Linked DNA regions of Homo sapiens: region 2 is linked to region 1. The links are chromatin loops, found by intact Hi-C in ENCODE. Cell type or tissue: A673. All regions are shown on one strand. Each heading gives the region's core, and the rest is flanking DNA. Links, peaks and the distances in the headings are about the cores only.

Region 1 (8,905 bases), core at 2,269-7,268:
AAAAGGGAACAAAGAGGCTAGCAAACAAATAGCTGTAATATGAGCAGACTTCTTTCATTTGAATTTTTTAAAAAATATCCCTCTGCTAATGACTTGGTGATTTTCACAGTACTAAATGTGCTGACTTAAAAAATCCGTGGGAGGTCAATAATTTTCCCTCTGCCTGTCACTGTGCTGATTGTGGTCCCGATGCACCTTAATTACAACACCTACAGGTGGAGTATTATACAGTGTTTACATTAATCAGAATAGATTTACTGAGGGAAATAAACCTGCTGGCTTCCTTAGAGTTGCACTCTCATCAGGCAGCTACTGGGCTGGCCAGCCTGTGGGTTAGTGCCTGGGCTAGGAGCCCAGACCCCAGCCTCACAGCAGTAGGTAGGCTCAGAGCATCTCTATCCTAAACTGGTGTGCTGGTGCTTAGCTAATGAATCAACAGAAAGTTCTATTAATAGAAACTGCATTTCAGAATTTTGAGATCAAAGGAGGAAAGTGTGTGTGTATGTATGTGTGTGTGTGTGTGTGTGGAGAGAGACAGAGGACAGAGGGAGAGAAGATAAGAGATAGAGAGATTGTGCAATTGTTAGAGAACTGACTTCATTCTCTGTGGCCACGAAGAACGAGAGAATCACACATACCTTAGAGGCATACATTGCCTCCCACCCCAAGTCTTACATTTATATGAAGAGGAAGAGTAGAAGAGAAACTCTGTTGGGAATTAAAGAAAGGCTAAAGAAGATACACACAGCTGTCCAGTTGGGATGTGGGCAGAGGAGGGGTAGGTTTTGCTGTGTGTTTGTTGTTTTTCAAATTCATTTTTCTTTTGCATTTTGAATGAGGCTTTATTGTTCTTTGGATTTGAAGAGAGGCCAACAACCTCCACTGACCCAGGTGGCCAATATGGGTGAGTAGCTAAAGTCACCAGCTCTTTCCTTAATCTCTGTCCTTCACTTTCCTCATACATAAAATGGGCTTAATAGTAGTACTTGTCTCACAAGGTTGTCATGAAGTTTTATTGCAATAAAATGCATAAAGTGCTCACAATTGTGCCTGGCTCATAGTAGGTAGTCAATTACAGTTACCTATGATTATTATTACTATTACTTTTTAGAGATGAGGTCTTGTTTCAACACCAGGCTGCAGTGCAGGGATGCAATCATAGCTGACCACAGCCTTGAAAATTTACCTATTACTGTCAAAAGTCATTGAGAAGACGGACTGTTAGAGTCAATGAGACTTAGTTTCTAGTTCTGCCTCTACTAGTTAATAGCAATGTGATGTTACTCAAGTTTCTAAACCTTTCTAAGCCTCAGTTTACTCATCCATAAAATGGCAATAACAGTACCTATAAATGAGAATTGGATGCAAAGTACTTTGCACATAGTAAACCTTCATAAGTACTAGTTATTATTAGTGGCAAATGTGGGAACTTTCTAATCTGTAAGAAAGGGACAAAGCCCTAAGCATTTGCCTGATCAGGTTGTGAGGTCACTACCTTCTTCTCAGGACAGTACTTAATTCTTCAGTCACTGAATAGTCAACACCCTCCCCAGCACGCTGTCCCTGGGTTTTTGGTTATGTCTAGATTTGGCCAATAGAGTCCTGAGAGCACATCTCCATTCTAGAAAAGGAGCTTGCAAAACTGTAGCATGTACTTGAGAGGGAAAGCCCCTGGGATGCTCCAAAGATGAAGTGGAGGCGCAAGAAAATATTTCAATGAAAACAATTTGAATAGCATTTTTCAGAGCAAGGTCCTTGAATTGGTTCCATTCATGAAATAGAGTACATGAGGATTTTATATTTTCAAAAAAATTCATCCATTTGTCTTTGGGAGGCATAGTCCTGTCAGAGCCTGGTCTCCTTGGTGGGCACCACACCCAGCAGACACAAAAGCTTCTCCTGGCTTGAAGCCACCAGCAAAGGCAGCCTCGGCTTCTCCAGCACCTTGGCTCTGGGTTGAGTCTCACCTGTGTTGAATGGTTTCTCTGCAGGAGCAATTTTAAGGCTAAAAATAAAGTCAAAAGAGAAAGGAAAAAAAGAAAGGAAAATAGGGAAACATCACTCTTCTATCTCCACCTGGCCTCATGTACTGCTCTTTGACATTCATTAGAAAAACACAAAGTCCAAGTGGGAAAGAGGGAGTTCCCAGGCAAAACAAGATTTTGCTATCATTTGCAAGAACAGTCCTTCTTTCTGTTGCCCCTGACTGCAACCTTCCCTCGCCAGTAATAATGAGCCTGTGAAATGCTCATGGAGATCTGTTGTTAGGCTGGGGCACTTGGATCTAATTCTAGAAGGTTCAGATCTTCAGCCTGTTGCTTCTTATTTCACTGGTCCAGAAAGAGCCACTCAGATGATAAGACTGGCAGAAAAGAAGGGCATGGTGTAAACAAAGTCCCTGTCTCACCTGGAGCCCTTTTTGCCACTTGCAATTATATGGTTTCATTTCAGTGCTTGCAGCTGAAGCTGACCTTTCTTTGCATTACAGCTAGTTTCATTAACACCTTTTTCTTTTCTTCCTCGGTGTGAGGTTTTATACTTTGGTTTTGATGGCCAGATTGCTTTGGGGAGCACAGGCAGCTTGTGGCACCATCCTGGGCACAGTGGATACTTACAAAAGACTTAGATGCAATTTTTGCTGCTGAATTCCAGTTGGAACTTCAAAAACAGATGAGGTTAACAGAGTGCATGTCTGATTTTTAGAAACCTAGTGTTTTAGAACCAAAATGGACTCGAGGACTTAATAAGGAACTAACCCCTCCTTTTAAAAATAATGTAAGTGAGGCTCAGATGTCATAAGAGACATGAACAAGGACACTTGGTCACAGCATAGCCAAAATATAAGGTCACATTTTTGCCCTGAGGTTGGCCACAATATGGAATAACAGTTTTGCCACCAATCTTGAAGTCTCAAGATAGGTAACCAATGTAAGTCTTTGAAATAATGCATATTAGAGTATTTTAAGATTAATCTTTTTATCCAGATAAGATGAAATGGCTTTAGAACTTTTGCTTTAATAGGAAGAGGAGGCTAATTGGCACACTCTTTGCTTGTATCTAACTGTGTGCTTAAGAGTGTGAAATCACTTGGTAGAACAAAGTCCTTAAAACAATCATGAACAATGGTGATAGAAAAGGAAGCTGTGGGACTCCTCAGCCAGAAAAGGGTCTCTAGGTAAAGATTCACTTTGCCAGGAAACCTCACAAATTATAAACTAGTGGCATTTCCAGATGAATGGTATTTTACTTTATGGTTCTTTGAAGCACGCGTGAATCATTCTGAAATGATTATATGAAGAACTGGTTTTATGACGTGAGCTTATGTGGTACGTTAGCTCCCAGTTGGCTATCCTGGGGAAGCAAAGACAGTGTGGTTAATCGAGAGAATCAAAACTAAATTTCTAGACCTGATTTCTGACCCTAGCTGTGCCTCGAACCAGCTGTGTAACTGGGCAAATTACTTTGCCTCTGCCAATTTTGGTTTCCTGGCTAAAGATTTTTACTAGAGGGTCTCTAATAGGTTGCCAGGTTGAGAAGGAAAAAAAAAAGTAAGGAAGAAAGGAAAGAAGGAAGGGAGAAGGAAGGGAGGAAAAAAAAAAAACAAAAACAACACACAGGCATCCACTTAAATCTGAATGTCAGATAAACAAAGAATATCTTTTAGTGTAAGTATGCCCCACGTAATATCTGGGACATACTTACACTAAAATCAAACCACTATTCATTCTTTTTCTGAAATTCAAATGTAACTGGGTATTCTGTAATTTATCTGGCAACCCTAGGCCTCCAATTCTATAATTAATGATTCTGACTGTATTTGTTTCTAAAAGTGTATGAAGGAGAGAGAGAGAGAGAGAAGCAATCCCCTGAAAGCACTCACCAGCCGGTTGCTAGTCTGCAAAAGGACAGCTCATGGCATTAGAGTAAAAGTCTCTTTAGGCTGAGAGGCAGCCCTGGAGAAAACAACGCCCTTTCCTGATGACATAGGCCCCTCCCATGGCTGTCCTGAGAGCCAGACCTCTTTGTGGGCCTAGAGAGCTCTGTGCCCTGAACCGTCTCAGTGGCAGGCAGTGCTGTGCTGAGCGCCCTAAGAAAAAGCCTAGTCCCTTCCATACACAAAGACAATTGCAATTAATCCCTGTTGTGAGCCACCAGGCACCAAGGATCACAGAATCCTCACAACAGGGGCCTAAACAAATCATCCTTAGGTGGAAACCAGGAATGGATCCAGCCTCCCCTTTCTCCCTAAGTAATGTGGACATAGAGGGCATCCACCCCAACCTGTTTGTTATGGGACTGGGTAAGAGTGGGAAGATAGAGCAAGATAGAGAGAGGAAGAGGATGTGAGATGCTGGAAGTCAGTGTTGCAGTCAGTTAGCAAAAGGCCGGGTAGTTAGAATTGGGATACCGAGATTTCCCCCACAACCTTAAAAAATAATTGCAGGTAACACTTTATTCTGTGTTACAGTGAGGTCCCTCCCTTAAGCATAATGACTGCTTCTTTGGTCCATTTAGTTTGGGTCTTTTGCAATTTATCAGAGATGAGTTCCCTGGAGTCTGGGATCCCATTCAAAGCAGTGTGGGCGCACGCATAAGTGTGTTGATTGCATTTCCACAATCCTCAGATTCTGCCCTTGAGAGGGGCTGTCCCTCCACTGATTCCTGGAATGGATGGGCAAACAGAGCCCCAGTGTCTCCAAAAGCACTTCAGAATCCCCCTCACCACCACCGCCACGCCGCCAGGAAATGAATTAACCTGGACACCCAGACAGCTGCCATTAACTCGACCTCCCCTCCATAAAGAAGCACGCAGAGCCGGAGTGTAAAGAGGATATGGTTAGGATACGATGTTTAACAGAGAGAAAGAAAGGAGGAGAAACAACTGTTTGCTTTAGATGCAAATAAACTCAACTTCACCTTTAAAGCTGAAAACCTGTGCCCTTGGCAAGACGTTTGGGGACTGTTCCAGAGATATTAATCTTCCTCCGTTTACATGTTAAATAGATCTTTGGAAACGGTTTCTCCAGCACTGTTTTTTCTCTCCGGCACAATCTCCTTCTCTCTTTCTTTTTTTAGTACAGTCAGGACTCCCCAGCAGCGAGAAGCCCCGGGGGACGAAGGTGGAGGCACCAAGCCGTGTGGATTTCAGAGCCATCCGCGGCTGCCGGCTGTTGGGGCGGCCAGGAGTGGCCTGCCAGCAGATGGCGCTGCGCCGCACGTTATGGACCCTCGTGTGCCCGACCGGCTCAGGGAAGGAGACAGACGGCTCAAAGTTTCTAGTGCCATTCCTGGACTGAAACAAATGTTTGTGGAATTAAGTAGTGATTTCCTTTAGTGTGCGCCACTCTTACTGGCTGTGTTTTCAGGCCTAGATGTTAACATATGCCACATATTACTTTTTTTTTTTTTTTTTTCCTGGTGAAGTCAGGGGTTTCCAAGCACTCAGCCTCATCCTAAGTGTTCATGTCAACTAGCAAAGGTCTGCATTTTCTGATAAAATAACTTATAAAACTTCCATATTAAGAGCTAAAATGGTTTGGAAGACAAAGAAGTGCTGAGAAATGTAAGTAAACAGAGCACCTAACATTTTGTCTTTCTAAATAAACAAACGGGGAGGGAGGTGTTCCTTTATTAGGCTCAAAAATTACTCATGAGAGCGGCCAGGAGGAGATTCAAGGCATTCGGGAAAAAGTGTCTCTGGCTACTGGGGGGAAGGGGGTTGCATTATGTGATTGCTGGAAACACTGAGGTGCAATGATCATAAATGTAGAATCGTGGAGAAAATTTAGGATATGCTCGGAACACCCAAGGCACAGCCAGAAGTCCCTGGGTTTTCAGAACCCAGTTAAACAACAATGGGTTAAGGGTGATAGGAATTGCCAGTGCAATTGCTTCACCATGCCAAGTGGCTCCATTAGTTAGGGTTCAGTATGTATTTAATGTTGCCATAAAATCTGTCTTCTCAAAGTAAACAAGGCAAGTCTGTGAGCATCTCCGACAAGATGTATGAAGCTTTGTTTGGGATAATGGATTTGACATGAGTAAAAACACTGGGGATTAAATGGACCCAGCACGGATAAATATGACTAATTGTCATCTCCTCGTATCAGCGTAAACATCTCTAGCACCGCATACTAGGGAGAGATGGTGGAGCAAGGGGGTTTGGGGGCGATTAGTCACTGCAGAATTGATTCACAACTGATTGATTAAGCAGGGATGGAGGGGAACATTGAGGCCTTTCCTTCCACATGGAGGTGAATGTCGCGTTTTAGAATTTCCAAGCATTTCTTGCTCAGATTGAACTGTGAGTCACAGCCCTAAAGAGTGAGTACACAGCTGTTCTGTTGTGTGTGTACACGGTAACTTTGGGCTTCTTTTTCTTAAATGTTCATTAATCTTTTAAAACTGGCAGAATGGCCCGAGCATCTTTTACACAAAAGAACAAGATCTGAAGTCTTGTCATGGACTTTTTAGAAGTTTTCAGCAAGCGACTCAATTCCTGTTTCTCTTAATGTACATAGAGATAATATTTAACTTTCCTCACCTATGTTACTGCTTTATTTTGTAAATATCGCTATGTGGATTTCTTTTTCTTAGATGATGAATACATATATCTAATACTAAAATACATTTTTTCAAAGTAAGCAATATTCTCAGGCTTTGAAACTTTCTCATTTGGAGCAGTAATTATATTTAAGGTCATTAAATAATCTGAAAGAGAATATTCATTTACTAACATATGGTTTTTAACATTTGATTCTGTTTTTTCTTTTTACCTGTTTTCATTTTTTAAGCTAAAGTTCAAAGACATTTTCTAACCAAATGTCATTTATCATATCAACATATGCTGTTTATACCGTGAATATAGTTAACGTAGTGAAATGAAACTTTAGTTGTGTGAAAAATAGCAACTTTTAAGGCTCACCAAATATTACAAACACTGCAAATTCTTTCTGTAATATCCAGAAGTTGATTTTGGATCAAAATTTAGAGCTGTCTTTCAAACAGAGCCACATTAAATTTAAAATTAGTCAAGGATTACAGTTTGCTATGAGAAATGTCTCCACCTCCAATATGAGCAAATGTCATCAAAGTGAAAGGGGAAAAAAAGAAAAGAAAAGAAAAGATGGGATTGTTTTGACACAAGTGAGAGAAGCTTAGTGTCGCTTCATTTTTAACCTCATTTCAAATTATCTTTTAACCACCCTGATATTTCTGCTTGGAGATAATCACATCTCATCAGCCTTCTCAAAACCCGGCAGCTACATACCCGGAGCTAATGCTTCTTGTTAAATCATATTGCTAAACAAATTGTTACAGCTCCCGCAGCTGACTGATGGAAATCAGCTTTGCTGGACAGCCTCTTTTTCTTTTCTTTCCATCATTCAATTTTATTTTCTTTCCGTGGGTAATTTTAATCTTCCAGAAGATGTTTGATTGTTTCTCCTAGAGAGGTAGGACATGAGTTTTAAAAATGTAAAAGCAAATCTGCCCTATAGGTGATGAAGATGGAGACCTGTTGCAATGCTCCTGGGAAAATAAACACATGGATTCACATCTATGTTTAATAGAAGAAAATCTTTCTCAGGAAAAGCAATAAAATGTGGGGACTTCAGGAGAAGAAAAGTTACCCTGGTTATAAACATCCACAATCAATTATTCCTAACATCATTTAAGAATTCACATATTGTTGAGGTTTAACAAACACAGCAAGGAAACTGGGCTTATTTATTTTAGCAGTTTTGCATCTGCAGATGTAAAATCAAAAGCTCCCTGCTTAACATTTGAAAAACTCCTATGTAAATGACTGACCGCCTTATCTTGACACAATTTGCCTCAACTTCACTTCCTCTCACTTCGTCATTTAATTTGTATGGTTTCCAAATCAGAGCCGACTATCATCTATTAGTCCCCCTGGTGACAGAGGGCAGGGTGCTGTTGTATTGGAGTTAATAAAGCAGAAACACAAGCCTAATTACTGGGGAGATAAGCCATGCTGGCAGGGATTCTGTCCTCCAGGTCTGGACCTATCTGCACCCAGACATTTTGGAGTGGGTCTGTGAGCACAAGGGCAGACACAGACAGCAGCAGATTGGGCTGCATTTGTTTTCACGTTAGAGGTGCTGATACATTTCAGGAATCACTTTACCTGGAAGATGGGGTGGTAAACTGCATCTACAGGAGGAAACAAGTGTATATCCATGAGTCAAATGAGATAATGGGGGCAAAGGTGTGTCATAACTGCAAGGGGCCAAATAGAAAGTGACATTTTTGTTACAAGAGCATGGATGTGTATTTAAATATAGTCTACAGACACAAGCATTAAATAGCTCCATGTTGAATGTGTGTGAGTGTGTGTGTGTGTGTGTGTGTGCGAGAGAGAGAGAGAGAGAGGAAGAGAGAGAGATTGCCTTTCTGATGCCAGCAGTCACATATACCATGGAATGTATCACCGGAAAAATTAAAATATACATAAATATGTACTTACAGAAGTACACACATAGGTATATATACATCGTATAACATATAGTATCATACCATACATAGCCTAATGACTCAAAAACCTGATTGAAAATTTGATTTATTGATTATTCACAAGTCCATGTTGTGTTTTTATAGGTTTATATTATGTGCATATGACTGTATCAGACATATGCAAATTGCATACACATATTGAGAAGTTTCACTATCATATATACGTTTTCATATGTATTTATGCAAGACTCAAAGCCTGTCATTAGAGCTGCTGCTTTCCCCAGTTTCCCTCCTTCCCAAGTAAACAAACAAAAAAGCCTACCTGTGTGCTTAAAATCACTAACATTTAAGAGATATTCATAAAAAGAGGAAAAAATGATACAGTTTCTGCCTCCTGATTTGGAGGGTTACAATTATTGATGGATACTGT
Region 2 (8,905 bases), core at 2,685-7,684, 330 kb after region 1:
CATTATTTTCTTTAAAAGCACATTTCAAGGGATTATTGGGACCTATAACCTTCCAGGCTGTTTTCTGTACTCAGGTCACAACTAACCTCATCTCTTATTCCATCTGCACTAATTCCTACAGGCTTGGACAGTACAAAATGTTGTTTAGACTGACAACCTAAAGCAGATTTGTATTTCTCAACTATACTCTACTTCTTATAGACTCAGACATTTCCCAAAATAAGTAAAGAAAAAATATACTCAAAGAATAAAAACTAATACCAGAAAAGATTTCCTGAAAGGATTGACATCCCTGATTTCATTTGCATTTTGAACCATGGAGATTATGTTCTAATCAGAATTGAGTGAGTGCACATTCCTGCATAGGGCCTTCTATAACTCCCTTTACCCACAAAATAGTCCAGTCACTTTTCTATGTAAATGACAACATGCTTTGTCTATCCTTACCTCATGCAGTCTTACGCCTCCACACTCTCCTCATTCTATATTCAACCTCTGTAAATTATTTACCTACATTGTTTTCTCAGACCCCTGTGCCCTTGCAGGGACTGTATTCCCTGCCAGGCAATATGCTATTTTCTCTGCCTGGTTAACTCTTTTTTTTTTTTTTGTGAAGGAGTCTTGCTCTGCCACCCAGGCTGGAGTACAGTGGCACAATCTTGGCTTACTGCAACCTCTGTCTCCTGGATTCAAGCAATTCTTCCCCCTCAGCCTCCCGAGTAGCACGGACTACAGGTGCACACCACCACACCGGGCTAATTTTGTAGTTTTAGTAGAGATGAGGTTTCACCACGTTGGTTGGCCAGGCTGGTCTCAAACTCCTGACCTTAGGTGATCTGCCTGCCTTGGCCTCCCAAAGTGCTGGAATTACAGGCATGAGCCACCGCATCCAGCCTTCCTGGTTAACTTCTACTTATCCTTTATCCCTCAAGCCCCAGTTCACATATCAACCTCCATCTGTGCCTGGGCCATGCAGGCAGAGTCCAGTGATCTCTTCGCTAAATATAATTGTGTAGTTTACTTTTTTTTTTTTTTTTGGATACAGGAAATCACTCTGTCCCCCAGGCTGAAGTGCAGTGGTGAGATCTCAGCTCGCTCCCACTTCTGTCTCCTGGGTTCAAGCGACTCTCATGCCTCAGCCTCCTGAGTAGCTGGGGTTACAGGTGTGCACCACCACACCCAGCTAATTTCTGTATTTTTAGTAGAAATGGGGTTTCACCATGTTGGCCAGGCTGGTCTTGAATTCCTGACCTCAAGTGATCTTCCCACCTTGGCCTCCAAAAGTGCTGGGATTACAGATGTAAGCCACCATACCCAGTCTGTGTAATTTACTTTTGAAGCAGACCGGTTAGGAGCCCAGACCCTGTAGCAAGATTCCTCAGTCTACAATACTAGCTGCCTTCTTGCTAGCTACGAGTCTGCAGGCAAGTGATTTAGCCTCTCTATTCCTTGGTTTTTTCATCTGTAAAATGGACATAGTAGTAACTAACCAAAGATTAAGAACAGACACATATGCAGTACATGTCAGAATGGCAAATAGTGTCAATACATGTTAGCTATTATTTTCTATGATAACTTTCAATTCCCATGTCTGGGAAACCCCCACTGAATACATGGATCTTACCCTTTTTATCCTTGTACTCTCAGTTCTTAGCCTGGAGCGTAACATGTTATAAGCACCCAAGGAAAGTTTTTTGGCACTTGCTAAAATGAAGAATAAGAGAATGGGAAAAGTAAAGAAAAACTGTTACGAGTAATGGTGTTAGGAGTAGTGGAAATATATACTAGTATAAGAATTGACAAAAAAAAAATAGAGAACACATATGTCCTACTAATATGTATACTTTATAAAAAGGTAGTTGAAAATACAGCTTCTTATATATTAATATTAAGCTTACATATAGCCACTCATCAAGGAAAGTAGAGAATTATCATATTTGTAGGAGGAAAAACCTCACTGGGCTAAGTTATTTTCCACCTCCATGGTGTGGATAGGAGGCTCCATGAAACATGATGCTAAATATATGGTCTTTTTTCAATCTACACTCTGATAACCAAAAATCCAAACCAGCTCATGTCAAGCAGGAGAAGAGGGTGGGTGTGAATGAGCCTTCAGAAGGGAAGTCTCTGGGGCCGGAGGAGCAATGTCCTCTTTAGGGTAGATGTCCCCCACTAATGCACACAGCCTCTAGAGCCAGATTACCTGGGTTTGAGTCTCAGCCATGACATTTACCAGCTGGGTGACCCCAGGCCAGGCACGTCCCCTTTTTGTCTTCAGTTACCTTGCCTGTAAAATAAGGGATAATGTGGCCATGACCTCATAGGGTTGTTGTGAAGTGAAATGAGATAATCCTCGTAAATCCCTAAGCACTGCACCTGGCACAAACGTACACTTCATAAATGTATGCAGTCATGACTACCAAATGAGGCTTCTCAACGGGGACTCAGAGACTTGGTTGGTGAGGTTGGGATGCAAGGAAGCTTCCCGATAGGAAGAGACAGGCTGGGACCTAGGAGAATGCATTTGGCATTAAGTGGGAAAGAGAGAGTGTGCTTGCTTCTGTTCCCTGTGTTTGGATTGACTTTTTAAACAGCACAACCTCCGCTAACCGTAGTTGCAACACTGCACTGAAATGTTACTCCCAGGATTTGACATTTTCTTATTCTTCCTACTACTGTTTTCTCCTTTGTTGCTTTGAAAATATGAATTAATGATGAATACTAATGAGCCCCGTGACAAGGCAACCTCCGTCTAGACACCACTAATGTTGGGAGCTTCAAGACTCACAACACTTTAAAGAGGGAAGATGTAAAGAATCTTTTCCCTGATTTCCAAACTCATATGGCCCCAAAAGTCATTTTCTCCCCCTTTCCTCCAATCCAACTCCTTTCCTTTAAAATTTTTAAAAGAATCTTCAAGAAAGCCGCATGAATGAGACTTTGTACTTGTTCATAAGATTTTATGTGTCTACCTGGAGTAGACATGAAATTGCTTTTTTTGTTAAAGTACTGTTGCATTTATGAAAATCTTTCTGGATGCCTTTTTATCACCCTGTGCTTGCTTTTTTTTCCTTTTATTGTTTTTTATGTTGTTTCATGGAGCTTGGGGATTTGTGAAGCAGCCAACCAGAGGGAACTGAAGTCATTGATAGTGAACACACAGTGACTTCCTAACTGATGCCAATTTTCCCTCCCCCTCCAATAAAAACAGTCATATTTGTCTGCCGTTGGCATCAAAGACAATTTTTATGGCATGGTCTGTACCACTATCTCAACATGATGGTAGATTTCTGAGCATTAAAATCCAAGGAGAAACTAAGAAAAATTATAATATGGAGGATTTTAGAGTAAAGCCATACAACTGATTTGGGTACTGTAAATTTAGACATCTTTCTCAGTCTCAGTCAGTATTTACACCAAAGATGTTCTGTGCATTCAATAGCTATTGTATTTAGTAACAGCTTTCAGAAGCAAACAGTACCTTGCCATTAGGGCTCTCTCTCTACCCTGAGTTCCTTTTCTTGGCTGCACTCCATAGACCAGAGGGCTGGACGTCAACAACTGAGAAACATTGACAAGAAGAGATGCACACCCAGCAAGACTCTAGGACTCACCAAAACTATCACAAATTTGTCCCTCACTTCACTGACCCCTGGAATTGCTCCCATTTTAACAGTAAGAGGAGCTCTACTACTGAAGATGTAGATTCAAATCCTAATTGGCCGGGCACCGTGGCTCAACGCCTGTCACCCCAGCACTTTGGGAGGCTGAGGCAGGCGGATCACTTGACGTCAGGAGTTCAAGACAAGACCAGCCTGGCCAACATGGCGAAACCCCATCTCTACCAAAAATGTAAAAAATTAGCCGGGTGTGGTGGCATGCACCTGCAGTCCCAGCTACTCAGGAGGCTGAGGCAGGAGAATCACTTGAACCTGGGAGAAAGATGTTACAGTGAGCTGAGATCATGCCACTGCACTCCAGCCTGGGTGACAGAGCAAAACTCTGTCTCAAAAAAAAAAAAAAAAAAAAAACCTAACTAGTAAGTGACCTTCAGTCTATTGGCCCCATGACTCAGTTTACTTATCTGTAAAATAGGGATACTGTTAGGACCTCCTTCCTCTGACTGTCAAAAGGATTAAATTAGATACTTACAGTATCTATGAAAGCAAGTAAGGGGTTTAACTTAGCATCTGGCTAATGGTAAGAGCTCAAGTGTTTGTTGTCAGTGTAGATACACATGAGCAGGTCATGTAATAAAGGAACTAAACTTACTCAGTTTCTCCTATGCACTGGAGAAAACATTCTATCCAAGATTCAGCAGGAGTCGGTGATTTTCTTGCCCAGGAATTCCTGCATGCATTTCACTGAAATTGTGCTTAGCAGTACCTCCTTAACTTGCTTTCTCATTTCAAGCACAAATTTCACATTTACCACCTCTACGAGTTTTCTAATAATTTCTTCATCAAATCATATGTTACTATTAGCATGTGTATGTATTCGACAACAAATTCACCCAGAACCTCCCAGTTCTGTGTGTGAAGGTAGTGGGAGGTGGCAGGGATTGGGTGGGGCTATAGGCTTACAGAAATTACAAACTGTGAAACAGTCCCTGTCCAAAGTCATGGGCAAATGGGTGCCTACAGACACTTAAACAAACAACAATATTAGTGATCGTTTATTATAAAGACTAAGAGTGCGATCTCTGAGCCAGGCTTTCTGAGATGCAATTTAGTCTCCACCACTAAACAGCTGTGTGACCTTGGGCAGATCTCTTACCTGTCTGTGCCTCACTTTCCTCATCTATGAAATGGACATGAAAACTATACCTACTTCATAGAGTTGAATGAGATGATATGTCTAAAACATTTAGAATAATGCCTAACACATTATAATATTATGTAAACTTTATCTTAAAAACTAATGAATGAAAATTATAATTTGATGTGCTAACTATGGACCAAGCACTGTGCTAAGAAGGGTTTTACACTGATTATCTATCTCATTTCACCCTCACAAGGAAATGCACCCATCAACCCTGGAGACGTTACTTGGCCTTGGTTGTAAATTGGGGTTAATGAAGTACCATCCTATAACATTGTCAAAAGGAAACAATGAGTTAATATGTGTAGAGTAGTTAGGGCTAGGCCAGTACAAAGTTAAGGGCTTAGCAAGAGAAGTTTACAAAGTTTAAATAGTTTGCCTGGATTCACATGGCCAATTGATAAGGGTTGAATCATTATTTAAACCCAGGCATGCAATTACTACCTTACCACAGTGACTGACTGAAAAGAATGCACAACCAGGCGCAGGTCTACGCAAAGCTTTGTGAAAGCACAAATCCTTCAGTTGCGCCTGGGAGGATCAGGGGAGTTTATATAGAGCAGATGATCCTACCTTCCTTCCTTCCTTCCTTCCTTCCTTCCTTCCTTCCTTCTTTCCTCTTTTTCTATGACAATGGCAGTAGACATTCATTTACTTTGGTTCAGTGCAATAGTAATGACTCGGTATACACTAAAAGAATGTTACAAACTCCTGTGGGTCAAGAGACACGATCGTTTATCACAGGCCAAGATGTAGTCACACATCACGTGATCACACAGGCTGGTAACTGGCTTCAGTGGTGGTTGGGCTGACTCAGCCTGAAGCAAGAGGAAAGCAAATGTGGTTAATTAAGACTGCAGGGAATGTTTAGACTGTGTGCAACCGATACCCCAGCCACCGTCTCCATGTTTTCCTGCAGAGGAAATTTGCATACAACTCAAATATTACTATACTTCCTAAAACCCTTTCAGATATTGTCAGGGAAGGAATTGAGAGGAAGGACTTAGCACTTTTAGAATTATCCCAGTGGCACGCTTAAAGAGTGGTGATTGATGAGAAAGGACAAGTAGTAATTCCCAAATTATGCTTCTATTTATACTTCAATTACAACATTGCGAGAAGAAAACAAGACTTGTTCCCTTCATAACCTCCGTAGAACTGGGCTTAGTGTCTCTCACATAGATGATGCCCATAAGGAATGGTGAACCAAGGGGTGAAATCGAGAGAGACTTTATCATATCTTTGATAGAATGACAGAGATCTCTCTTGGCTCTTTAGGGAAAGATCACAAAATAAAAACACACAAAGTACAAGAAGTTTTCTTTCCTAATGACTAGTAGGGCAGAACCTATTGGGTAAACATGCCCTGGAGCTGTTTTTAAACTCTAAATAAAAGACAATTCACCCTCCTGCTAATTCTTCTTTTAGCTTCCAAAATCAGCCAGTTGGCACAAGACACTAAAACATACCTAGTCCCAGCTTGACCTCGTTAAAGAAATCCTCTATAAGTACAACTCCTAAAGCAAGTCATGCTCCCAAGCAGGTTTGGAGTGACAGTAGTTCTATAAGCTCCTCCAAGAAATAAGGGTTCTTGTTCCAGTAAGTAGAGAAATGCTGCAACAATAACCCTTTCTTGGAGAATCACAATGCACACTATTCTGTTAAAGCATCTGCAACAACAGAAAAATGTATTCAATTGTGTTTAACACAATGATGCCCAAATATATTTGGCCATAAAATTCTAAAACATGTATTTGTATTTTAAATATATCTTTTAATTTACACCTATGTAATAACTATGTCTATATCTATAGAGAAATGGATATATATATCCTGAAGAAATGGTTTCTAATAAAACACACATAACAGAATACTGGTCTTGATTAGATTGTGTTGGTTGTATTGAAGGTGAGCTTAGGCCACAGGTGAGTAAGACCCTGCCCTCCAAGTAGCTACTGTTTGTGATGTCTATGAGAGGCTTTAATGGGGAGAAGATAATGTGCTATTGGAGGAAAGAGAAACTCTGGGTACAGGAATTAATGAAAACGGGAACACAATGAAAGTGGAGAAAGACAGCAAGACTTCTGAATTTATAACACCAGCCTCACCCTCCTCCCATACTTATATGCCCCAAAGAGCTGATTTTGAGCCCTGAGGGTTAAGAGCTGATTTTGAACCCTAATTTTGAGCAGGATGGTTAAAAACAAGAACTATATTCCTGACCAGGTGCGGTGGCTCATGCCTATAATCCCAGCACTTCAGGAGGCCGAGGTGGGTGGATCACCTTAAATCAGGAGTTCGAGACCAGCCTGAACAATATGGTAAAGCCTTGTCTCTACTAAAAATACAAAAATTAGCTGGACGTGGTGGCAGGCGCCTGTAGTCCCAGCTATTTGGGAGGCTGAGGGAGGGGAATTACTTGAACCCGGGAAGCAGAGGTTGCAGTGAGCCGAGATTGTGCCACTGCACTCCAGCCTGGGCAACAAAGTGAGACTCTATCTCAAAAAAAAAAAGAACTATACTCCTGAGAGACTTTGAAAGGTCCATCATTGACTGGGTTGATTCAGAGAACAGATTGCAGAGTGCACGACTGAGGGCAGGAAGCTCGGGCAGTGGGGTCCTTGTAGGGGCAGCTGTGGCCAAGGTTTGACAAGAGGTTCAGAGTGAAAGCCCATGAGTAGAGTCATTCTAAATCACCTGGTAGACACCACCTGCCCTAAGAGTCTCCAGAACAGCTGGGGAGATGTTGAGGAAGACTGAGGAGCTGATGGCAACCAGTTGCCACAGTCATATGGACAGTTCATTAATCATAAGGACATTTCAGTTTTACTCAAAATCTCTAAGACATTAGATTTTTACAAGACATCTGATGTTACATGTAAAATACCCAAGTCCATTCTTTTTTTACCCTTAAGTGTAACTAAAAATCAGATCAGATAATTTGGAGCTACTCTGTCGGTAAATGCATGCTTTTTACAACCCATTTAGAGTCACCTTATTTACCACCTTTTCAAAATCTTCTCAATTCTATTGGGATTGCCCACAAAGAACCATCTTCTCTCATCTTCTAAATGGGTGCTGTGTTGTGGGTGTCGTGGTCATTGCTGCTGTTGTGCTGGTGGGACAGGGAAGAGCAGGCATTAAGAGGTTCTTAAAAAAAGGAAACCAATAACATTCCTGGTGTGATGCTGTGGGAGGGAACTGTGTTCTTGCAAAAGAAATGTTTAACCTGAATCTAACTGGGAGAAAATGGCCAGACAAATCCAGAATGTGGCTTGTTCTGCAAAACCCTGGCAAGGGCTTTTCAAAGGACACAATGTGCTGAAAACCAAAGGGAAGTGGTGGGATTTGTCTGGATTGGGAGAAACAAAAACACGTAACAATCAATGAAATGCAAGGAATTTGATTAAACCAGGATTAAAAAAAAACCCAAACAACTTTCTTTTGAAAATGTTGAAACTTGAATAAGGAATGTATGTTGATGACATTATTGAATTAATGATTTTCTTAGCTTTGATAATGGTGTTCTGGTTGAGGAGGAGAATGTCCTTCTCCTTGGGTGATGCCAGATAAAGTATTTAATGGGAGGGACATATCATGATGCCTACTAATTATTTTTGGAGACAGAAAGAGAGAGAGTGTGTGTATGTATAGAAGAGATGTAGTTTATAGTAAGATGGTAACAACTGGTGAATCTAGATGAAGATATATGGTCATTTATTATATTACGTTTTCAACCTTACTGTGGATTTGAAAACTTTTGAATTAAAAAGTATTTTTTAAAAAGAAAAGTTCACAAAAAAATAAAAAAGGAAATTATTCTTATGCAAAACTACATGGTTTTCTTTAGTCCAGGTTTTTGGTGCAATTATTTCCCCTTCTTTACAATGTGGCTCATGCAGGTATTTTATATCCTTTTCAAGAAATAATGAAGGCCCTGGACGCAGTGGCTCATGCCCGTAATGTCAGCACTTTGGGAGGCTGAGGCTGGTGTATCACCTGAGGTCAGGAGTTCGAGACCAGCCTGGCCAATATGATGAAACCCCATCTCTACTAAAAATACAAAAATTAGCCAGGCATGGTG

The links. Peaks named below come from ENCODE experiments on the same cell type or tissue, not always from the same donor. Only the 100,000 strongest peaks of a DNase experiment are listed, where the experiment ranks them.
Region 2: it touches region 1 in a loop (10-fold over the local background); 3 of 110 quality-filtered maps call a loop at or near these places.

The regions. Positions count from the first base shown.
Region 1 is chr16:51,758,588-51,767,492 of GRCh38, reverse strand. LINC01571 (long intergenic non-protein coding RNA 1571) reads right to left here and starts at 4,974. Exons shown (of 3, transcript NR_110916.1): 1 at 4,918-4,974. It overlaps LOC105371257 (a long non-coding RNA gene), which reads left to right. Exons shown (of 4, transcript XR_001752182.1): 2 at 840-904; 3 at 5,077-5,563. In A673, for the core only: CTCF peaks have their summits at 4,990 and 5,196 (motif pointing right); DNase peaks (open chromatin) are centred at 3,992 and 5,222; H3K4me3 peaks cover 269 bases; H3K27ac peaks cover 1,374 bases.
Region 2 is chr16:51,428,432-51,437,336 of GRCh38, reverse strand. All of the region lies in intron 2 of LOC102723323 (a long non-coding RNA gene), which reads left to right. Among named protein-coding and RNA genes, the nearest start is that of HNRNPA1L3, 210 kb to the left of the region's middle. In A673, for the core only: no CTCF peak of the experiment used is centred there; DNase peaks (open chromatin) are centred at 5,346 and 5,626; H3K4me3 peaks cover 844 bases; H3K27ac peaks cover 4,456 bases.